Regions from separate parts of the Mus musculus genome. Here all the other regions are linked to region 2. Evidence: chromatin loops called from intact Hi-C (ENCODE). Cell type or tissue: left cerebral cortex. All regions are shown on one strand.

What was found. A loop is a pair of places that touch in the nucleus more often than their neighbours do. Peaks named below come from ENCODE experiments on the same cell type or tissue, not always from the same donor. Only the 100,000 strongest peaks of a DNase experiment are listed, where the experiment ranks them.
Region 1: it touches region 2 in a loop (3-fold over the local background); 14 of 42 quality-filtered maps call a loop at or near these places.
Region 3: it touches region 2 in a loop (2.5-fold over the local background); 17 of 42 quality-filtered maps call a loop at or near these places.

The regions. Positions count from the first base shown.
Region 1 is chr7:89,999,396-90,007,395 of GRCm38, reverse strand. No RefSeq gene overlaps it. Among named protein-coding and RNA genes, the nearest start is that of Eed, 22 kb to the right of the region's middle. In left cerebral cortex, no CTCF peak of the experiment used is centred here; no DNase peak of the experiment used is centred here.
Region 2 is chr7:90,124,453-90,132,452 of GRCm38, reverse strand. Picalm (phosphatidylinositol binding clathrin assembly protein) reads right to left here and starts at 2,240. Exons shown (of 20, transcript NM_001360867.1): 1 at 1,751-2,240. The coding sequence starts at 1,880. It overlaps 2310010J17Rik (RIKEN cDNA 2310010J17 gene), which reads left to right and starts at 2,517. Exons shown (of 3, transcript NR_046007.1): 1 at 2,517-2,581; 2 at 5,409-5,525; 3 at 7,421-7,617. In left cerebral cortex, no CTCF peak of the experiment used is centred here; DNase peaks (open chromatin) are centred at 1,643, 2,256, 2,967, 3,387 and 3 more places; H3K4me3 peaks cover 3,361 bases; H3K27ac peaks cover 3,410 bases.
Region 3 is chr7:90,031,972-90,039,971 of GRCm38, reverse strand. E230029C05Rik (RIKEN cDNA E230029C05 gene) reads right to left here. Exons shown (of 6, transcript NR_110365.1): 2 at 2,955-2,994; 3 at 1,898-2,023. Among named protein-coding and RNA genes, the nearest start is that of E230029C05Rik, 6.8 kb to the right of the region's middle. In left cerebral cortex, a CTCF peak has its summit at 4,317; DNase peaks (open chromatin) are centred at 246, 502 and 5,864; H3K27ac peaks cover 1,281 bases.

The sequences.
Region 1 (8,000 bases), 130 kb after region 2:
ACTCATCTCTTATCTAAGATATCGATCTTACACCCGGGTTGTCTTCGGTGGGTAGAGAGGGCTGAAGTAAGTGTCCCCACCTACATCTCACATTTCACACGGAAGTTTTACAGAGGTTTCAGTCCTCTGTAAGGCCTGCCCTATCTTGCTCAAATTAGTCAGAACCATTATTATGCAGGAATTCTCTCTCAAACAATGAGTAACAGAGCTCAACCGTCCTCTAAGGCAGGCTGAAGAGATGCTCCCTGCCTAAGTCTGTTCAAAGAAATTCTTTAAAGAACTTAGAAAATTGTCGCAATAAAGGTTTTTAAGGAGGAAGGCTATGAAAGCCCAGAGCAAGATTAGTGGATTTGGGAAAGTAGCAGCTGCAGCCCGCTGGTTCAGGACCCCTCTGCCTACAGTAGGTCAGGCATCTGGAGGTTTGTTTAACAGACTCTTTCTATAAAATCCTAAGAGGTACTCATCTGAAAAAAGTATCTCTTCCCCTCTCACATTCTTGATACTAGCACATGAAGCTAGCCTTGCTTACCTCTTGCTAAGACACTTAAAATAGAAACAGATTAGGCAGAACTGGTATTGTAGGCCTTCTATTCCAGCTGCTTAGGAGTTTGGGACTTTCGGTTCACAAGTTCAAGGCCTGCCTGCACTACAGAGTGAGTTCAAGCACAGCCTGCACAACTTAGTAAAACTCTGTCTCAACATAAAATGTAATAAGAGAGCTGGGGATATAGACTTTGATGGGAAAGCCCTTGACTAGTGTATGTAAGGCCTAAGGTTCAATTCCCAATACATTTAGAAATATACAGTATCATTAAAGAGCTCATGGGGTTAGAGAGAGGGCCCAGTGGTTAGGAGCACTTCCTATACAATCTTAATGACTAGAGTTTTGGTTCCTAGGACCCACATAATAAGTGTCCCATGAATTCCAACCCCAGCTCCAACAGAGGTAGAAACAGGAGGCTCACCATTGGCTTCCGGCCACACCAATAAAATGTGAGTCTCAAGATCAGGGAGATATCTTGTCTCCAAGAAATAGGCAGAGAGTGATAGATTAAGTCCTGCCCTCTTCTGTCCTCTGCACTCATGCACAGGCTCACATACCTCCACAAACATGTGTGCCACACACACGTGGACATACAGTCACACACACACATGCACAAATATACAAATGTTTAAAAAATGTTAATGAGTTTGATTGGTAGACTACATGAGTAACTGGGTTAAATTAACAGATGGATCATGAAGGCTCACAATGCCCTATGCCACTCAAGCTCTGATTTTTCAGATGTCCTTTACTTTGCTCATCGTTGTTGGTGATATCAGTAATCTTTCTGGTGGCTCACCTGTGACAGCCTTCCACCAGCCTCCTCTGGTCCATTGTGCCTCTGGCTCTTACCTTGGATCCTAGTTCTGGATACTTTCGCTCTTCTCTTTTCTCTCTTTGCTTTCTCTTCCTTTTCTTTGAGACAGAGTCTCACTATGTATCTTGGTTGGCCAGAAACTCACTCTGGAGACCAGGCTGGCCTTTAATTCAGAGATCCGTCTGCTTCCATTTCCCCATTGTTGGGACTGAAGGCAAGTGCCACACCCTGGCCACCAGATATCATTTATAATTGCACTGTCCTAGATATTCTCAGTCTAAGCAGACTGAAACATTGGAAACCCACAGCCTATGTACAGAACACTCAAACCTCAATGTGATTTATGTTTTTTAACTCCCAATCTGATATAACACTAGCTATGCTGTTATCTTCAAGAAATGCAATCAACTTTTGGGTTGATCCTCTTTGAAGATTCTCCTTGCTTCCTTTCTACTATGAACTTAATACTATGAGAGAATGCTACCCTCACTGTCCAAGATAGCAGCTGCAGTTGAATAATGACCATGAAAAGATTTCCTGGAAGCTTCAAATGTTGTCTTATTTGATAGATTTTTAAAAAAAGTGTGTGTGTTGGGGGGATTTTCAGATACAATAAATTTAAAGATCTTAGGTTGGGGAGAGACTCTATTACCTGGGTAGACCCTAAATGCTTCCTAAGTGTCCTCAAAAGAAAGATGCGAAGGAGATTTGGTATACTAAGAGCTACTGTGCTCTGCACGTTCCCAACCAGTTCTCCCATTAATTAGTCAATACTTCTGAAAGCTTCATTACGGGATGGTATTTATAAAAAATACCCAGAAAACATTGAAAACTGCCAAAACATTTTCCAAGATACCAAAAGGTTAAACATACCGATTTCTCTATATCCTTAGCCAAAGACACAGACGTTGAATTCGTTTGGATCATTGGAGAATGCTTAGGTGACACTGAGTCAGGAGCCAGGAGGCTGATGGAATGAAAAAAAGAGAAAGTGTCAAAGGTTGTCATCCTTGATGCACAAATAGCAAAGGCTTAAGACCTGGCAGACCTTAAGGGTTGGAGCTTTTTTAGACTGTGAGGTCAAAGTCCTGAGGAAGGATTCAGTAGCTTAAGTAAGGTAGGATAAAGGATATCTAGTGGTTGATAAGTCATGGAAACAAAGAGTGAGGAGTAATCTCTAAGACCTTGAGTTGGCCTAGGATATGTGAATTTAGGATACAGAAGGAAGGAAGAAGAAAGACATACTTCCCAGGCAGGAAGAAAGGCGTTAATACTACTTAAGTCGATATGCTTGTGCTTATTTATGGAGTATAGTGTTGTATGGTATTGTATTGTATTGTATTGTATTGTATTGTATTGTATTGTATTGTATTATAATTCAAGACACTTACCTACTTTACAATAATAAAATTGAGATAATTAGTGTATGTCCTCAAAAATCACTTCCATGTGTTAGAAACTTTCAGACTCTAATCATTTTAAGTGTATGCTCCTCCTCCCTTCCTGCCTTCTAATTTACTCCTATTCTACCATCTATTCTAAGAGACCAGTTGCTTTTTAGCTCCCACAGATGGGCTAGAGTATGCAGCACTCGAGTGTCTTTCTGTGCTTGTTAATGTGATGAAAGGCTGTGCTGCAGCTTTGTGTTAAAAACCTTGCCTGGCTGTACAAGGTCCTGAGTTAGATCCACAGAACTGAATGGTAGTGGAGGAGCAATGGTATCTATGAGGACCAGTGATGAGGATTTTGAATCAAGCTAGCCAGATCAAGCAGTCGGGGTGGTGGAGTGACAAAAAAAAAAGTATTTTTTTTTTTTGTCTTCTCATAAGGTAGGATGAATTAGAGAAATGAAAGCAATATAAGAAGCTGCTAAATTTGTGGTAAAGGTGTTGGTAATAGAGTGTCAAAACGGCCATAAAGTTATTCGTAAAGCCAAAAGCCTGTATTCTCAAACCCTTCTTCTCAAGCTGGGTATGGTGGTGGCATGCCTTTGATCCCATGAGAGGAGGCAGAGGCAGAGGCAGAGGCAGAGGCAGAGGCAGAGGCAGAGGCAGAGGCAGAGGCAGAGGCAGAGGCAGAGGCAGAGGCAGAGGCAGAGGCAGAGGCAGAGGCAGAGGCAGAGGCAGAGGCAGAGGCAGAGGCAGAGGAGGCAGAGGCAGAGGCAGAGGCAGAGGCAGAGGCAGAGGCAGAGGCAGAGGCAGAGGCAGAGGCAGAGGCAGAGGCAGAGGCAGAGGCAGAGGCAGAGGCAGATCTCTATGAGTTTCAGGCCACCAGAGGCTACATAAGAGCCTGTTTTATATAACAACAAACAAAGCAAAGCCTGTTCCTCAGGCCTTTCCTGCCTATGTATACACGGGGTTCCCTGGGTGTGGTTCTGTTACCTCTCTACAGCCCACCGCAAGACAAATCTTCCTTCTGCTTATTAGGAGGCCACCACTGTCCTGACCAAAACCCTGTAAGCAGTTAATACAGCCCTCCAGACAACAGTGATGACTCAAGCCCCTCTTTTCTGTCCAGAACTGAGTGCTTGCTTTCTGGGTATGCAAGAGGTCATATATTGCAAACTAGTCTCAGTTACAGGGGTACACAATCCTCAGTTTAGAAATAAAAGCCACAGTAACCTGTTGTTATGTTTTCTTAGGAGGTGTGAACACAGGAGAAGAAGCTATGGATGCCCCAATTTGGTTTATGTAGACTTTCTTCCAGTCTGCAATAGGTGTCCAGGTAACATGTTCTAAGGATCCAGATATTTTTATTAAGAGATTATTTCTTGTGACGTCAGGAAAACTGACTCATGGAGTAGAAAAAAATGACCACATTTATCTTACTTAAAATTAAAAGATAAATCTTATAGAATTAAATTTACTTTCAATATATCTTAACCTCGCAATCAACTGAATCAACACTCCTTTAAGTTTACCGAAAATGAGTTGGAAATTAATGTCTCCTCCAGATCCTGCCTACAGACATTTACAGTATTTTATTCATAATTGGAAACTACCAAGATGCCCTTCAGGAGAATGAATAATTAAAGTGTGCTACAGTCAGACAATAGCACATTATTACTCAATAGAAGGAAATGATTGAAAGCAGGAAATGAGTAAGAACAAAGTGTGTATGTATGTATGTATGTATGTATGTATGTACGTCCGTTGATGCCCATCATATTGTCTGCTTATTTTGTCTTTCCATTACTATAATAAATGCCCAAGAATGACTTGGGGAGAAAAAAAATGGATTTATTTAGCTTATACTTCTCTTATATTTCTGGTTGTGAGTCTAGCCTTTAACGGCTGAGCCATCTCTCCAGCCCTAACTTATCAATCATGGCTGATCACTGAGAAAAGTCAGGGCAGAAACTCAAAGCAGGGGTCTGGATACAGGAAGTGAAGCAGAGGCCACAAGGGAGTATTGATTATTGACTTGCTCTCTACTGTTTGCTCAGCCTGCTGTCTTATTCAACCACTAGTTTAGGGGTGACTCCACCCACAGTGGCCTGGGCCTTCCCACATCAATTATTAATCAAGAAAATGCCACAAACTTGCTTTCAGGCCCGTCTGATGGGGGCTTCTTAATTGAGATTCTCTCCTTCCAGATGACCTGCACTGGTGTCAAACTGACAAAACAAACAAACAAACAAACAACAAAAACCAACCAATCAACACATATGCTAACTTAAAACATTAACTAAAAGCAAGAACATGTTTTTCAAAAGTAGATGAGGCTGGATGTATTGGTGTGCAGCTATCCTGAAGCAAATGCTGGCCCAAACACAAATGCTTCCTAGTTTTTCCCTCTGCTCTGCCAGGATTCAGCAGACCTGTGGTCTTTGGGAAGGACAGTCATTGAGGATCCCGATACAAGAAGACCAGCAGACAGACCACCATGTCTGCCTGGGGGCACCTCATTTGTGACCATTCCTTCTTTAGCTCAGGATCACCCATCTGCTGACAATATCCCATGATCATTGCGCCCTCACTGCAGTTCTTTGGCTCCCTGTTTTTCTTATTTCCTTTGAAGTCTAGCTGGATTGCAGAGTTAAGTTTGTAGTTATGGATAAAAACTAAGTTAAAAAAACAAAACAAAACAAAACAAGCCAATTCGAGAGGGCCCTATGAATCCAACTGCAAAACCCTTTTGAAAGGCAAGCAGAATGAAGACAGTAAACAGATCAGTGAATGTCATTGTTGAGAGGAAAGCGGCATGGGTATATGGAGCACAGAACAAGTTCAGAGTAGTTCAACTACTGTGAATGATGCTGTGTGGGTATGCGTTACTGGAGATTTCTCAAACCTCAGAGAACACATAATTAAAAAAATAATGGATTGAAGTGTGAAAATGAAATTTTAATCCATAATAATATAGCAATATTGACTTATCAACTGTAAGAGGATAAGTCATATTGACTTATCAAGAGTAAGAGGAGTCTGGTGGCCCAAACCTGTGCCTCTTGCTGTTTAGGGGGCCAAGGCAGAAGGATCAAGAGCTCTACAGAGTGAGTTCCAGGATAGCCAGGATTATACAGAGAAACCCTGTCTCGAAAAACCAATAAATAAATAAATAAATAAATAAATAAATAAATAAATAAATAAAATAAAGACCTGGACTATGACTCAGGGGCAGGGAATGTGATCGCCAGCACCAAATCAAATAAATAAATAAAGTGTTAGTAATGGGGGAAGGTAGCACAGGGACAGGGACAAGGGAGTGTATATGTGTTCTGTACTTTTGGCTTTTTCTATAAAACTAAAGCTGTTTTAAAAATCTATTAATTAAAAAATAGACCTTCAAATTTAGACTCTGTTGATTGATAATGATACAAAATGGGCTTTCCTCCAAGACACTAGTAAGCATAAATCTGAAAATCTTACAGTGAATTCCTATGCAAAATAATAAAACAGGGGGTTGGTGAGATGGTTCAGTGGTTAAGAGCACCAACTGCTCTTCCAAAGATCCTGAGTTCAAATCCCAGCAACCACATGGTGGCTCATAACCATCTGTAATGCAATCTGATGCTCTCTTCTGGAGTGTCTGAAGACAGCTACAGTGTACTTACATATAATAAATAAATAAATAAATATTTTTCAAAAATAGTAAAACAAAAGCATATCAAAAGTGGAACAATAGTCATACATCTATTTTTTTTTGTTTGTTTGTTTATTTCTTTTCTTTTTCTTTTTTTTTTTTTTTTTTTTTGAGACAAGGTTCCTCTATGTAGCCCTGGCTGTCCTGGAACTCACTCTGTAGACCAGGCTGGCCTTGAATTCAGAAATCCACCTGCCTCTGCCTCCCAAGTGCTGGGATTAAAGGCATGCACCACTGCCCGGCACATTATCTATTTTTAAAGGAAAATGCTATGAGGTAAATGACATAAAATAAGGAAAGATATTTGCAAAAATAAGACTTTAAAATGAGCAAAGGGCCACGTAGTACTTCGTTTGGCTTGGGCACTGCACAGACCCTGTCCTAACCAGGCACTCGGACCCTGGGCTGCATGGAGAAGCTGCTCCGTGATCCAAGCCCTGAGTAAGGTTTGTCTCCTTAGCTACCTCTTGGAACCTCCCTTTTGGGGTCAGTTTCCATTCAATCCTGTTGTGGAACATATCAGACCGGAGATGGGGGGAGATGCCTGAACAAGGTTTAGATATATGCACAGTAAGGCAAACTGTCCTAAAAGTGAACTTTTAGGGGAAATTTCCCCTATGTACCATCTTTTGCTTGTTCATAATTACATATGCATATGATTAAATTCAGATGTACCATGGAAAAGGATATGCAGTCAAGAAATGCTTATGTAACCCAAGTCTGTATGGCAAAACAGAGAACAGTCCATCTTACCCTACCAACTCCTCCCTCCACCTTCTTCCATGCAATAGTCCACTCCATAAAAGGAAGCCCTAGATAATAGCAGAAACCCTTGAACTCCTGATCCTGATACTTTCTTGCTGTGCTTTTATTTTTCTTCTGAATACATTTTCCTTGACAGTTTGCAATCTGTGTGAAGCGGTTTGACTAAGAATGGCCCTCAGAAGCTCATATACTTGAATGTATGGTCATCAGGAAGTATCACCACTTGAAAAGGATTAGAAGGTGTGGTCTTGTTGCAGAAAGGGTGTCAGTAGATGTGGCCGTTGAGTTTCCAAAAATCCAAGTCAGGCCAGATGGCCTTCGATGGCTACACAGGCCACAGACATCAACACAAACCCCAGGTGCAGTAGAGACCTGGCTCTTAGTAGCAGCTCAGGCCTGGACTTCCATGGCCCTAGGGGGTTGCCCTGGCTCCTCACATCTGCCTGCTCTTTACCACAATCACATCTCCAGCTCCACCTCTGTCCACAGTGCAGGGACCACTCAGCTTCGCTTTCTCTCCACCAGTACTCCCTCTCTCCCATCTCTCCATCAGATAGTTTCTCAACCCAGTGGCGTCTGCCGCCAGGCAGGGGCGTGGGCTTAGGTGTCTCTCATTTCTGCAAAAATATAATTGAAATAGTTATCAAATAAGTAAAGGATCCCAAGACTTAGAGGTCATAGCCATTTCTACAACATTTAAGTTTGCCATGCAATTTTTCAATAGATAGCAAAACCTGTAAACTATGCACACTTCTTGACTACCAATTGTTCTTAGGAGTTGACACTTGG
Region 2 (8,000 bases):
CATGGGTAGTCTTTCAAAAGAATGTAAACAAAAGCATCTCTCCAAGTATATATTTTTCAAAACCCATTTATAATTTATTCACAATCCCCTACAGAATGTTTATAGTGGAGTCACCATTTAAATATCCCTTCCACTTTCCTACATCGGGTCAGTTAAAAAGCAGCCTGTCTAAGTACCACAGCCAACCAAAGGATGGCTTCTATGAAACGTCCACAGCCAGGGAACAAATCGCAACGAATAATGGGTTTTGTCTGTGGCAACAACTTGTTCTAACAGCACTTCATGACCAGTGGGTCTTAGAATTCACACCGCCGTATTTTTTTTTTCTTCAAGTGCAAACCTCACAGCCAAAGTCCAAGTGAGAAACAAGATTCCTTACAGCGAATTCCCTTTCAGGACAAGCTCGCTCTTGCTTCACAGGGCAAAGCAACTTTCATGTATGATGAAAGTCAGTTTGGCTAATGTGTCCGGGAGTCATTTAAAAAGAGAATTTACTATCCTTGCTATATCCCTATTTTTTCCTGAAACATTCCACTGACTCAAGGACTGAGTGATCCACTGAGCTTTGTACCCTAGGGCAAAGGAGCAACAAGAAAAAGGAGGTGGTTTTACAGGTGGCTCCTAGGTTAGAAAGCAACTGGGAGGAGTCCGCTCTATTAACTGTACCTAAGTTTATGCTGGAGTTACATTATGCCGCTTAAGCAAGATAGTTATCCAAAATACAGCTAGCATAAATTAAAACGTTTCCAAACCTGATTATTTGTACTTAAATATATTGATCCATTTCGAACCGCTACACATCACACTCAAGCTTCTAAATTCAAACCACCAATGTTAACAGTTCCAGGAACTGATACCAAAACCAGCAAAGCCCTTATCCATATCCTCATATGGATTACAAAAGGGGGGGGGGGGTAGAACATGCACAACACACAACTTCAAAACTCAGACAATATAATGATGGCAAATAAAAATAGTAACTTCCCACAAAGCCTTCCCCACACCACACTGAATCCCTTTGTTTCTACTCCCCACAAGCGTAAATGGAATAAAAGCCGAGTAACTGGGCATAGTATTGAAAGAAGGAGGTGACAAGAAGTCAAAGGAACTTAACGGAAGCTAGAATGGCAAAGATGACCGAAAAGGTAGATAGAAAGGTAGAAAAGGAAACCACAAAGAAATGGGAGGAGGGGAAAAACACTTCAAGAGCTGAGAAGTGACAGAAATCTGGTCCCACCAAGCAGAGTTAGTACGGAAATACGAAAAAAAAAAAAAAAAAAAAAAAGAAAGGAAAGGGAATTTTAAAAAGCTAATGGAACAATGGGGCGGTGAGCCTGAGTCCTGGAGACATTAGCCGGGGAATCACTGAGCGGACGGCTGCTAGGAGGTACGGGACGGGTGGGATGGAAGGGCAAAAGGGGCTGCAGTAGCTGGGAGAGGAGTCTGAGTGAGGAGCTGGGTGGGAGGCAAGTTGGTGGAGCGCGATGGGCTTGGTGGTGCCGGGGGCTAGGAGGCGAGGGTCTCAGGGGATCTCTGGGGGCGCAATGGATTGTCACATTTTTTTTCTCTCTTTTGAGAGAAGAGCAGAGGCCGTTAAAGGCAGGTGTGATGGGAGCAGAAAAGAACACACAGCTCGACCAGGCACAGGAGCCATCGTGCAGATAAGACGCAGGGAGGGAAGAGGCAGCCCAAGAGAGAGAGGAGGACGATGGAGAGGGGTCGGGAGAGGATGCGGGGGGTCTTCACTCACAGTCCAGGTGCTTTTTCTTGGGGCCCATGATCTCGTGGGTCGTGGCCTTGCATACTGTCTTAGATACCGCGGAGCCAGTGACACTGTGCTGGGCCGCGGTGATTCGGTCCGTCAGGCTCTGGCCAGACATCTCTGCGGCTCGTCCGCCACCCCTTCCGCTCCGCAGCCGGCGGGGCCTGGGACCCCCAAGCGCCCGAGGGTCCCCACCCCCCACCGCACCCCCTACCCCCACCGGCTCCCCGCCCGCCTGCCGGCCTGGGGCGGGGCTCAGGGCCGCGCGCCGCCACCCGCTCCGAGAGCCCCGGCTCGCGTGTTCCCCCGGCGGGCTCCCACACCAAGTCGGGGCCACTCCCGGGTCCCGCGCCTCAGCCTCGGCCCACCCCTTCCCTGGTCAGCTGGAGCCCGACCGGGTAAGAGGGCCAGGCAGCTGCAGGAAAATGGCGGCGCCAGGCTCCTCCTCGGAGCTTTCCGGGCTGCCCCTAGGTCACGTGACTCGGGTTCCGCCCCCTGCTCGCTTCCTCCCGCCCCTTCTCCCTTCCCTTTCCTCTCCGGCGCGCCCCCCTCCCTCGCTCCGGCGAGGGAAGAGCGGGGCGGCGCCCGCGCGCTACGTGGTGGAACCCGCCCGGCGGGCGCAACAGGAGGCCCGCCCGCGGGGGACGGCGCGGCCCGCCGCGTCACGTGACGCGCCCTGCCAACAGGTCGCCCGAGGCAGGGCCCCGCGTGTCGTAGGGGGGCGGGGGGGAGGGGCGGCCCGCTGCGCCCCTCTTTCACCCCGGAGGCGAGGACGCCCGCCCTCGTGTCAGAGGCTGACGCCGTGGGCTTGACAAAGAGGTGAGGCAGCTGCTGCCTGTGCGTAGTTTTCACCCCGAACTGGAGGTGCCTGGGCTCCGGGGCTTCGCCTCGCTCAATTTGGCGCCGACCCCACGGCCCTCCTCCTGCCTTAAAGAAAACGGCTCCAGCCAGTCTCTTTCTGAGCCTACACACAGGCCTCTTCAAATGCACCCCGCTCTCCCTTTTAGTAACAGGGCTTTGGGGCTTTTTTTTTTTTTTTCACCCCCTCGTCTTCTTTGAGAGTGTTGGAAACGTCACCTAGTTTTGTTTATCTCGACTTACTAAGAGTCGCCACGTTCCTGCCAGTCTAAATTTAGATAGAAGCCAGCCCGGTATTCATTCTCTGCGGTGTCAAATACGACAGGAAACACATAGCTTCAGTGGAATTTGAAAAGGGAAGTAGTAGGGTGATGTCAACAGTGATTAACTTGACCCTACAAGGCTGACAACCAGCGAGATTAAAGGTCCACACCATAGAAGGAAGTGAGACAGCTCGGTAAAAGGAGAAGTCCCATTCAGAGTCAGACATCAGTACCTGCGATCTCCCCTGGTTTAGCCTTTCTTCCCTTTGGCCTCTTTTCTCCTCTTGTGTGAGCCAGATTTCCATGGAAAGATATTGACTCTGCCCTGTAGGCATTTTAGACCAGTATTACATCCCGAGACTTAGATCTATGAAATCCAGAAGATCTATGAACAAAGCCTTTTTAAATGTTACTAGTGCTCCACATTTAACTCAAGAGTTAGGGATAAATTTTAAATTCTCTGTGAATGTTAAGTTACCATCATGGTTCTATGTAATCTTGCTAGTTTCAAATGAGATTCGAGCGTACTCAAAATCTGTGTACACCATCTGCCAACCAAATCTAGAATATTGCGCTTAAATCTGTTAACTCTCAACGGATGAAAAGCTAATAGATGTTTAAAATTGTGTGTGGTATGAGGAATTCTGTGGTCTCTTCACATTCCCTTTCTATCTCACACGCCATTCTGAAGCACGGTGATTTTGGCAAGAACTCACAATTCTTATTAAGGCTGCAGGTTTCATTCTTGTCACACCAGCTTGAGAATTCACAAAACTGTAAAACTCCCTTTGGTGCATCTGCATTCCATTTGTAATTTGGTACCCTGTGTTTATCAGGCAGTGGAATGACCGGGAATTTTTGTTTGGTTGGTTTTTGTCTGTGGTGTGTACTCATGTATGCATGTTCACGTGACCCACATGTGTGTGCAAGTTTTAATCCATTATAATTTCTTTTATTCTCAAACTATTCTACTAATTTCTTAGCTAATTTCTTTATCATTGTTTAACCAACTATCCAGTTAATATTTTCTGAACCTATAGTGGGATTGTTTTTGCACTAAAATTGTCTAGTAACTCTCTAAAGATTGTGTCTCCACAATGTGCCCACCCATGCCCTACCCCCATACCACCAATTAATATGTTGAATTTTAATCCTCAAGAGTGTTAAGATGTGGCCTAATGGGAAGCATTTAAATCATACACGGATTAATACTAACTATAAAAGTATTTGAAGTTCCTACTCTTTTCTCTTTCTCTTTGCCTTGTGCTCTAAAATAACCAAGCTCTTGATTTCGGGGACCTCCTAGCCTCCAGAATTGATCAATGTATGCTTATTAAAAATTAACCAGTTCTGTGGGTTGTGGTGGCAGCAGCACTTGCCTTTAATTATAACACTTGGGAGGCAGAGGAAGGCTGATCTCTGAATTTGAGGCCAGCCTGATCTACACAGAGAAACCCTGTCTTGAAAAACAAAAACAAAAAAGTTACCCAGTCAGAGCTGGTGCTGGTTGTGGTGGTAGTTGTGATGGTGATGGTAATGGGTAGTGGTAATGGAGGTGGTGATGATGGTGGTGATGGTGGTGGTGGTGGTAGTGTTGATGGGGGTGATGGTGGTGGTTATGGTGGTGATAATGCACCTTTAAGTCCAGTGCTTAGAAGGCAGAGACAGGTGGGTCTCTGTGAGGTTGAAGCCAGCCTGAACATAGTTTCAGGAGAGCCAGGGCTATGTAAGGATACCGTGTCTCAAAAAACAAACAAAAATTATCCAATCTGCAGTCTTCTGCTATAGCAACAAAAAGTAAAGCAAGCTCCACTGTCACTGTCCTAGAAGCTTCAGGTCTCTGTGCCATGGAAACAGGACTCTTTAGGATCTACCCCTGACCTAACTACTTACTGGACCTCATCTCTTTCTAGTTTCCTACTGTATGCTGCCTACTACACTTAGAAATACCATTTTGGTGTACATCCTAATGGGTATGAATCTCCTTTTGCTACTGATTGTATTCTGTATTTACTTCTTCAATTGCTTTACTGCACTAACATGGGGAGGGAAAAAAGAGAGGCTTGTGGTTTCAATCTAGACTGCCTCCTACAGAATCATGTGCCTATTCCTGGGGCTGTAGAGAGGGCCCAGTGTTAAGAACATTTGCTGTTCTTGCTGCGAACCTGAGTTCAGTTCCCAGGAACTGGGTTAAATCATAGCCATCTCAAATTCCAGCTCCAGGGGATGTAGTGTTCTCTCCTGGCCTTTGAAGACAAATGCATATATATATATATATATATATATATATATATATATATATATATATACACACACACACACACACACAGACACATGGGTCCCTATAAATAATTTTTAAATTATAAACTTTTTAAAATAAATAAATACCTGGTCCTGAATTGGTAGTACTATTTTGGGAGGTTATGGGGCCTGTATGATGGAGGTAGGCCCTAGGAGGTATTCCTTTGAGGGTTATAACCTAACCTACTCCTTCTGGTCCTGCTGTGTGCTTTCTGTTTGATCAGTCATGTTACGAGCTCTGCTACATGTTCCCACGAACACAGTGCCACTCTACGTATCTCCCCACTACTGATGAATGGGCTGAGACATGCTGAAACCAGGAACGACAGTCCTTTTATGAGGTACTTCAGTCGGGTATTTTGTCTTAGTGATAAAAAAAGCAACTGATACATATCCTCGTTACATCAAATTTACAGCGTAATGATAGTTGGGTGCATGAATGAAAACACAACTTATTTAAATAGACCATCACTGCAAATCTTCCATTTGATAAAATCTTCCCGAGTTTCTATTAATATATTGTGTCCATTGTATAATTATCCTATAATATCTGTCTGAGGCATCATCCTTACTCAGTATTTTATTAATCCATTCTTTCAAAAACTATGTATTGAACATTTACTGTGGGTCAGGCACAAATTTAAATGCTCTATCCTGGTCTAATGATGAACTCAATAGTTCTGTACAAACTATCAGTTCTCTATTTCAGTCCAACTTGAAGGCAAGTTTGATTTACAATGAACAGTCCCCAAACTGTGTAAATAGCATATGTTAGTCCCCACTAAATATAAATGTGTGTGTGTGTGTGTGTGTGTGTGTGTTTGTGTGTTGGAGAGAGTCCTGGAGTCCAGGAGGAAGAATAAACAGTGTTTAATGCCTTCTATCAACTACAAATACAACAAAACTTTTTCATGTAATTCTTATAATAATTGCAAAACGTATTGTACTTATCTAATACAGCAATACAAACAAGCCCAATAAAGTAACCTCCCTAAGTTCCACAGATTCTAAGTGTCAGAAACAAGATTTAGGAACTCATTTTTTTTCTATTACTATATATAGACCATTTAGTCAATAATTGAAGCAACTGACAATATAAATTAAATTCACTCAACAAATAGATCTTCTCTGTAGACAGCATTCTAGGTCGTGTTGGATATTATAATATTATAATGTACACGATAAGCATGGTTTCTATTCTTAGACTCTGGTAGGATAGGATTGTATTTGTAGGCTTCCATGTTTTGTGATCTTATTTTGAGATAAGCTCTTATTCTGTAGCCCAACATGGCCTTAAACTTACTATTTAGCCCAGGCTAGCCACAAACTCATGTTCCTCTAGCTCCAGACTTCTTAGTGTTAAGATTACAGACATGTACCATCATCCCTGGCCTGTTCTTAGACCTTAAAAAAATCTTGAAGTAGGAAGAGAGGAGAAAATAAGTGGGAATTAAAATGTGTGCTTGACCTGAGGCTCCTGATAATGTCTATGACTTAAAAGTAAGAAAGTGGGCCTGGCATGGTGGCACTTGCCTGTAATTCCAGAGCTTGGGAATTAAGAGCTCAAGGTCAGTCTGACCTGCATAGACCCTGTGTCAAAAAGAGAGTGAACGGAAAAGACCGTGGAAAGAAATGACCAGGTTTTGTGTAGTTGCTACTTCATTTAAACCTATCTCGAGGTGCAAGGAGAGTCTACTTCTTCCCTGTTCTCACTCTCCTCAGACATTGTTGTCTAAATCAGAACCCTGTGGCACTGTGTTGATCTGAACATCCAGCAACTCATTCCTCCCTTATCTTTAGCTGCTGCTTCTACTTAATGATGCAGCCAAATGAGTAAGAGATTGCCTTATATAACCTACTTTTCTTTGTAACAGAGAACTCCAGCAAGGACTGTGGTTCAATTGAAGGAGACTAATTCAAGCTCTCGGCATTCATATTTGTGATGGTAATAATAACATTCGAGTGTTGATTACTTGTTCTGTGCCAAGCATGTAACATGCATTATCTCCTTCACTCTGAACCAGCTTCATGACTTCAAGGATACAAACATCTGATGACCAAATGGTTTCTTTCTTCCCTTAAGCACACAGTTAGACTGTTTCCTGGCCACCGTCGTGATTAGCTGGGGCCAAATGCCTGATGTCTGTCCAAGAACACAGACAGAAAATGATGATGGTTTGGGCAGTGAGCCCTGAAAACCTCTAACATGTGTTCAACATTCTTTTCCTACTTCCAGATGAATAAGACTTCAGAGAATTATGAAGTTGAAACCACAACGTGGAAGACACCTGGGGTTGACAAACGAGTCATTGGAGACGCGCTTCCTAGGAGAGCTGTGTGACCAGGAACACCTAGAGTAGTGTATTTGCTTTGTTAAAGAGTGACTTGTATGAGAGAGAAATCTATTTTCCATAAAAATAAAAAAAGAATGACTGAAATCTTTCAAACCGCTATCTAAAATGTCTGACGCTCGGCTCTGTAATCTAGCTTGAGCTCCAAAGCTTCTGCTGGTCTTGCTGCATTGTAGTTTGGTTATTCGGATCCCTTGTGCTTTATATGATTTTTAGGGTTTTTCTTTTTCTTCTTCCTGTGAATAATGCAGTGAATTATGGTGGAGATTTCATTGAATCGCTTTTACAGTATTAATTCTGCCAATTCAGAACGTGGGAGTTTTTTATCTATCTTCTAGTGTCTTCAGTTTTTTTTCTTCATTGCTTTAAAGGTTTTTATTATAGAGGTCTTCCTTGGTTATGCTTTTTCCTAGTTGTGATACTTAATCTTGACTGTCAACTTGACAAGATTTAAAATCACCATGG
Region 3 (8,000 bases), 92 kb after region 2:
CAGATATCCAGCTGTCAACTGGAAGACATTCTGATTGATTCCTAGTGAGGGAGGGAGTTCTAGTCTCCCTAGTGATGGGGGGGGGGAGCTTATATACCTAACTGGAACCAAAAAGGTATTAAATATGGCATAGGGAGATGTGCATATGACCAACTTGATCATTTGCCAGGAAACGAGAAAGGAGAAAAAAGAGAAACCATGGTAGGATTAACGACAGCTATGCCAAGAACTGACGTACGAGATGACTCATGGAAAGTGTAATCCGGTTATAAAGGGAACTTACGATTGAGTAGACACAGTATTTCACTTAGATGATCTCATTGATTTGTAGACAACCCCGGGGGCAAAGGGTGCTGAGTGTGTACACACATGCACACATACACACACAGAGTTGTTATAATCTTCTCTTTACAGGGATGACCAAATCGCTGACAAAAGTGACATGCCAAACATCGACTGCTCCTCTACAATGCCTTGGAAGCCCGAGTGTCTACCCGTCTCCTGGTCCAGAGCCACGGTATTAAAAGCCAGCTGCTTTTAGGAATGAAGAGGCGGCTCCTCTGACCCAAAATCATATAGAATGGCTCGTGGAGGACTTTTTTTCTGAGATATGACTCAGAGGGATTCTCAGTAAACTACAAACTTTTCTAGGTTGTTTTATAATAAAGATAGAAAATCATTAGTCAGCTGATTTGCAGAGAGTTGGCTGATACAGAGCAAATCTCTGCTTGAAAGAGGCATGGTTCAAGTGGACCAGAGAATCTGGGGCAGGAAAGAAGAAAGAACATAGGGTAGTTATTTATTACCTGCATGTGATCCAGGGACCATAGAGGGTGACCAATGGGGACCCTGCTGCAGAGCTATTGGGTCAGCTCAAGACACACATAGAGGGAGCTTTTGAGAGCTAGGATGGACCCAAGAGAGGTTACTCAGCTGGTCTCTGTCTCAGATCTATCTGTAAGGGACCTCAAAACACAGGAACCACAGACAGGCTCTGCTAACGCTTCTGTTATATTCAAGCAGGATACAGTTTTGTCACCTAATCAATACGTGTTCCCCTTAGAAGCACAGACTTAGTTTAAATAACTCTTTCCTATGATGCAAATCTCTGAATGTATAAAACAAACCTTAGGAAATGGTTTGTAATTACAATAAGAATTTCAAGTTTTCTTTAAAAACATCTTTACCAGAATCTGAGAGGTAAAGGCAGGTGGATCTCTGAGTTCAAGGCTAGCCTGGTCTACCTAGTGAGACCTTGTCTCAAAAAAGAATTTTTTTTTCTATACCTACACAGGATGTGATTCCTCAATTTTTTTGTCTCTCTGTCTCTCACACATTAAAACTTATCTAGTTGGTTTTTTTTTATTGTGCTTTGAATCTGAAATGTCCCTACAGGTTCATGACTTCAATGTTTGTTCCTCAGCTGAGAATGCCATTGGGGCCTGGCAGGCCGAAGTTACTAAGGGCCGAATTTCAGAAGCATCAGCATTCTCTCTGTCCCCCAGCCCAATGTCCTGTGAGCTCCCGCTGCCACAGAGGGAGCCATTCTTTCATGCTGTCCCTGCTATGCTAGTCTGAAAAGCCTCAGAAACTGTGAGTCAAAGCTAGCTCCTCCTCTCTTAAGTTGTTTCTACCAGCATGGTAACTGCAGTGATGCAAAGCAACTAATACTGTTTCCAGAGAAGATTCGCTCACTCCATACCAGTCTAAGAGAGCTTGAGCAGACCTACTAAGGAAAGAAACATGGTACAAGGACTATATACTGGGGGGGGGGGGGTGTCTGTAAGTCCAAAGCCATTCATGAGATGAATTCAAGGATCTAGAACTTCAAAATATCAGCAAGGGTCACTGTCCCACCCCCACCCCCACTCCCAGCGGAAGCCAGAGCCTCAGTTACCTACACCAGGGAGTAAGAGGAGAAACACGCAAGCCCCCAAAGGTCTGATTTTGCAACTCTGCTCTACCAAGTCTGTTTGACAAAAGAGCAAGGTCTTTGGTTTCTGGATTTCTCATTTCTTCATCTCTGAAACAGAAGGAAATCATTAAGGCTAAGTCTGTGTTTGCCAAACACGTCTTCTAACTCTAATGTTTCTGTCTGCCTGGTGGTTTTTGCATCTTTTCTGGAATTTCTTTCCTCTACTTTGATGCTGATCTATTGTGAGGCTCACTACCATGCAGGCCTTCTGTGCAGTGGGTCTTCCGGCAACTGGCACTCACACAACTACTTTGGAATACTGCTGTAAACTGAGGTTGTAAAAAATATATATATATTCAACTTACACTATTACAATGGTTAATTTAATGTCAGCTTTTCTAAGTCACGGGGCCCAGATATTTGCTCAAACATGATGCTTGATATTTTTTTTTTGAGAACATTTTGGAGTCAATTAACATTTGTATTAGCAGATTAGGAATAAAAGCAGATCATAATGTAGTGGCCTTACTCAATCAATTGAAAGCCTGAAGAGAACAAAACACTAGCTGCCCCTGAGCACGAGAGAACCTCAGCAGATGACTTGGAGACTCGAACTGCAGCACGGTTCTCTCCTGGGCCTGCAGCTATCCTGCAGAGTCTAACATTCTCAGCCTAAGTCCAAGTTGATTCTACGAGATGGAGAGATATCAGTGGGTAAGAGCACTGATTTCAGGGGACCTGGGTTCAATTTCCAGCACCCACATGGTGGCTGACAACTGGTTGTAACTCTAATCTTGAGTGATCCGATGCCCTCTGGCACAGGCACACATCTGGTATACAGACATACCTCCAGGCAAAACATCCAGTAAATACAGTAAAAAACAAACAAACAAACAAATCAAACAAAAAAGAAAACCCTTCCCCTTGTCTCTCTTTATCTGTCTCTCCTTATCTGTCTCTGTTTCCCCCCCCCCCCCCCCACACACACACACAAGCCTGGAGGACCTTGACTAACACAAATGTGACCAGGATTTCTTACCTTTGGTGTTTTCTGACAGAAGGATGGCACATGCTGCTTCCTGGGAGAAAGTAAAGAGAGCTGGGAGCTGGGGAGCAATGTATTTTCCGTGGCCCCTGTTCTCCACTCCTAAAACTGAGCACCTTGGTGGAGAAGTGGGCTTGACAAAGGACATAGAGAAAGCAGTTCCAGAGAGTGAATAAACTGATTTATTACTAACAGACCTCATGTACTGTGTAGGAAAATACTTTCTCCAAAAACCAAAGAGAGAGGCTGAAGTGGACCAGAAGGAGCAGGAGATAAGGCCTTTCCTGGCCTCTTGGATCACTTCAGATCAAGATCTTAATTGAAAAGTAGGACTGTTTTGTTTAGTGTGTGGCTCGGCAACAAATCTGCTATGTGACCTTCAGCAGACATACTAGGTGTCTAGATGAAATGCTCAGTATAAAAAAATCATGGTACCCTGTTAACGTGGTGGCACAGTCAAGGAGGTAAACAGGGATGTCCCTCTAGGAAGGCTTTGCTGTCCAAACATAAGGAGTGTGGCCCGAAGAGAGCCTTCAGTTCTAGTTCCTCTGCTTGCTCTTAGCTGCAGAGACTCAGTTTCTCCCAGACTGTGGGATTCCCCCAGCATCTGTCCAGTGGCTGAGTAAAAAGATGCAGTTGGGATGCTCTGGAGGACAGCATGGGCTCCAGAGCCCTTGCCTGAGAGACGGCTCTCTCGGACCCTATATGAAGTTTGACTTTCTCCTTTCTCCATTCCACTTCCTTCCTTCTTTCTTCACATAGATTGATCCCTAACATATACCAATCCCATTTCCCTCAGTATCTGCTTCCAAAGAAACCAACCTGTGACATCCATAGGCAGTTACCTTCATTGCAGGTAGAATATGAGGAAATGTATTGTGAACATGAAATCACACTTAGGAATATGCTAACACGTGAGACTCACAGCTCTATATAGATGTGGGACAGAAAAATGAGCCGAATTAGCTGAAAAGGAAGCGTTTTATTAAGAATTAAGGATCAACAGTCAATGGAAATTATCAAAAGCTAAAGTTGGCCTTTCTTTCCCTCCCCACTCACCTCTTGCTCTCACATTCTGTCTCCCTCCTTCTTTCTTTCTATTTCCCACTCAGCCTGGTGCCTCGTCTGTGTTCTTCATATTAGATCCACTCTTTTTTTTTTTTTTTTTTTTTTTGGTGTTTTGAGACAGGGTTTCTCTGTGTAGTCCTGGCTGTCCTGGAACTCACTCTGGAGACCAGGCTGGCCTCAAACTCAGAAATCCGCCTGCCTCTGCCTCCCAAGTTCTGGGATTAAAGGCATGTGCCACCACGCCCAGCCTACACTCTATTAAACACAAAAAGATTTCCTTTTTGTGTTTGAGTGTTTGCCTGCATCATGTGTTATGCCTGCTCTTTCCCCTAGAGGTCGTTGGATCTCCTGAAACTAGCGTTATGGACGGTTGTGAGGTACCATGTGGGTTTCAGTAACCTAACCCAGGTCTTCTATAAGAGCAAAACGTTCTTTTAGCCGCTGAGCTATACCACCAGCCCCTTGATCCATTCTTAGTGCTTATCAAATCACATGGCCTACAAGCAGAAAATCCAGGATATCAGGCTCAGTGACCCTAGTCTCTGTCCCCTTAGAGGATCAGAGCTCTTGGCCAACTGATCCTCTCTGTGGATTCTCAAGTAAGTCCTTACTTGACTTCCTCTTCAACTATCAACCATGACTGGAGACTAGGCCATTTTGGATGGAAAGCTATCTTCCCTCTAAGGTTATACACAGAATTTATTTTCTTAGAAGAGGATGTGAGATCGAGGTGAGCATCTTTGGCACACAGTTCTCACAGCTAAGTTGCTGTGGAAGAAATGTCCTGCTTTGTAGTCAAACGGTCAGTTCTGAGTTCCTCATTTACCACCTATAAGTTACATTAAATTGAATAGAATCAGTTAAAGCTGATTCTGTTTGCTCAATGGAAAATAGGGACGATTCTTCTGGCTCAATGGTGTTTTTAAAACTTGTTTACTTTTCAAAAGTAATTTTACATTTTATTCGTTTGTTTGTTTGTTTTCTGAGACAAGGTTTTTCTGTGTTGCCCTGGCTGTCCCGAAACTCACTCTATAGACCAGGCTGACCTGGAACTCAGAGATTTGCCTGCCTCTGCCTCCTGAGTGCTACGATTAAAGGAGTGTACCATCACTGCTTGGATAAGAAATGTTTTTACATTTTTAAAAGTTGGCTGATGGGGCTAGAGAGATGGCTCAGTGGTTAAGAACACTGACTGCTCTTCCAGAGGTTCAAGATTCAATTCCCCAGCAGCCACATGGTAGATGCATAATGGGATCTGATGCCCTCTTCTGGTGTGACTGAGAAGAGTGACAGTGTACTCACATACATAAAATAAGTACATAAATAAATCTTTAAATTTCTAAAGAAAAAAAAAAGTGGCTGCTAAGATATGTGCCGGAAGTACAGAAAGAAGTAAGATATGTGCTGTAGACAGATGTTCTCGGGCTTGGTGGTGCACACCTTTAATCACAGATGTTCTCATTCTCCTGAGGGAGAAAGGAAGCACATAATTATGGTCCTAGGTGATGCACAGTTAAAGAGGAAAACCCCTGGGTTAGGTGTCCTCCCTGCGTGCCTTCTGTGTGTACTTGTGTGTCTAGACAGGAAAGACAAAGGAGGGAGAACAGGAAAGCCTTGCAGAAGAGGGGAACCTGAGTGGGGAGGCTTGACAGGCAAGAGAAAGATCTGTATGGAGGCAACGAGACTGTCATGTGCTGCATCACCTATGTGTGAGAGGATGGTCACTTTCAGAGATGTGACAAACGTCACGGTGAGCAGGGCTAAAATAAGAGGTAGCATCTGGTGTGGAGTCAGACAGGAAGGGTGGTGAGACCACTGGGCATGAGGCTGGACTAGAGATGAAACTGGGTCACAGGAGCTTCTCTGTGGAACAAGAAGTGAAACAGAAGTGCCCCGCATACACCAGGGCTCAGCGCCGGACTGACTCTATGTCAGCAGTTAGGCTGAGCTGTCGCGTGATTTTGTCTCTGGGAGAAAAGTAATATCTTTATTTTGCAGGACTTTATCTGAGTAATTTTCCCAAGTTCACCTTGAGAAAGTTCATCTTGTTGGGATCCCTGGGAGCAGATCGTGAGAACACAAGTTAAGTGTAGGTAGTTTACTTTGGAGGTGATCCCAGAAAGAAAAAAAAAGAAAAGAAAAGAATCCAGTCAGAAACTAGGAACATGAGGCAGAGAAGAATAAGCTTTGAGTTATTTCCAGCAGGAGAAGCAGCCAGGCCATTTCTTGACAAGGCTTGTTGGAATTGTGGTTTCAGGACTGGGTTTCATGATGTTGACTTTGGCATTCTCAGTTTTCTGGCACAAAAGCCATGCAGGGTGTTCAGGTAGGGTCCCCAGGTGTTCTCACTAAGCTGTCCTCAGCATTTGGGGGTGTAGGCCACAGGCTGTGATAAGACCCTGGCCACATGCAAGGAGCAAGGCAGACAGTATATTTGGCTACACACAGTCTAGCTTGGTTTTTCTATTGATGACTTCCATCATCATTCCAGCAGTATGGGGAGGGCATTGTAGAGCAGCACTTCACATGGTAAGGAGAGACAGGCAGGAAGGGTGCAGGGATATATCGCCAAGGACCTACTTCCGCCAGCTGGGGCTCACCTCCTTTAGTTTTCAGAACATCCCAAAATGGGGACCAGCCATTACTTTGCAAGTAGGGATAGTGAGAAAAGCTGGACTTAACCCTGTGACTCTCCTGCCACCACCTTGAGTACTATCATTACCAGTGTGTTCAAGCAACCTTTTTTTTACTATATGAGCCCTTCCTAAGGACACTTCATATCCAGTGTCATAGCATTCTGCTTTTGCCCCCCTAGGCAGCTAAGATCAGTAAAGCATTTCCCTCTATGACCCTGTGAGAGCAATCTACCCCAAAGGTCTCTCTTTCAAATGAGTTCATAATCTTACAACTTTACACCCTGAAATTTCTGGTGGTTGGGATCTATCCAATCCCTGGCATGCCTTCAAAGTATCTTTTCTATTTTCTCATGCAAAGTGGTATTTTCCTTCTATTCCTCTTCTTTTTCTTGGTATCTTTAAAGGCACTAACCTCTGTAATACCACACCTTTATTTCAACTGCTTCCTTTTCCAGTGAAAACACATTTCTTTCAAACTTTTCTATATGTTTTGCTCCCGAGTCTTGCTGTAAATCTGGCTAAAAGCATCCAATAATAACCGTGCCACATCTTGAATACTCTTCTCTTATGGAATTCCTCCTATTAAATTGGTCTGACACTTTTTAACTTAGTTTACCATTAAGTTTCAGGACATCGACAAAGTAGAGACAAGTTCGTGGCCTGTAGTTCAATTCCCTCCAGAAATTTGTCTCGACTGAATCTTTACTAAGTGCAATCTCTACTGTCCACATCTTCTCCTCCTCCTCTTCCTCCTCTTCCTCCTCTTCCTCCTCCTCCTCCTTATGTGTTGCCGTATTTTGGTTTCATGTTTGTATGTGTACCATTTGCACACCTGGTGCCCATGGAAGGTATTGGATTCCCTGGGATTGGAGTTACAGACAGTTATGAGCCCACTTCCTCTAGAAGAGAAGTCAGTGCTCTAACCTCTATGTCATCTCCCTAGACCTAAGAAGGTCCACATTTCTAATAGCATTCTGGTATTCTGAGCTTCTGAGATTTGTAGGAGACGCCTATAAATCTCTGCTCACAGAGTTTTAGGTTTCTTGTAGTCTACTTCTCCAAACTCTTCTAAAGTACTCTTGCAAACCAGTTTCACAGTGGGTGGATCTTCTCACCTGAATGAATCTAGTCAAGGAAATCCTTCACATCATGCCTAGCAGCTGGTCTCTCAGGTGATTCTAGATCTTGACAATTGAGATTGACTATCACAATAATCATAGAGTACTTTCTCAAAAACACAGTAGGGTTTGTTATCCTGATGAATGACTGATACATAATGGGTGGCTACTGAATATTTGTGGATAGATTTATTAAGTCAATACAAATTAATCATTTA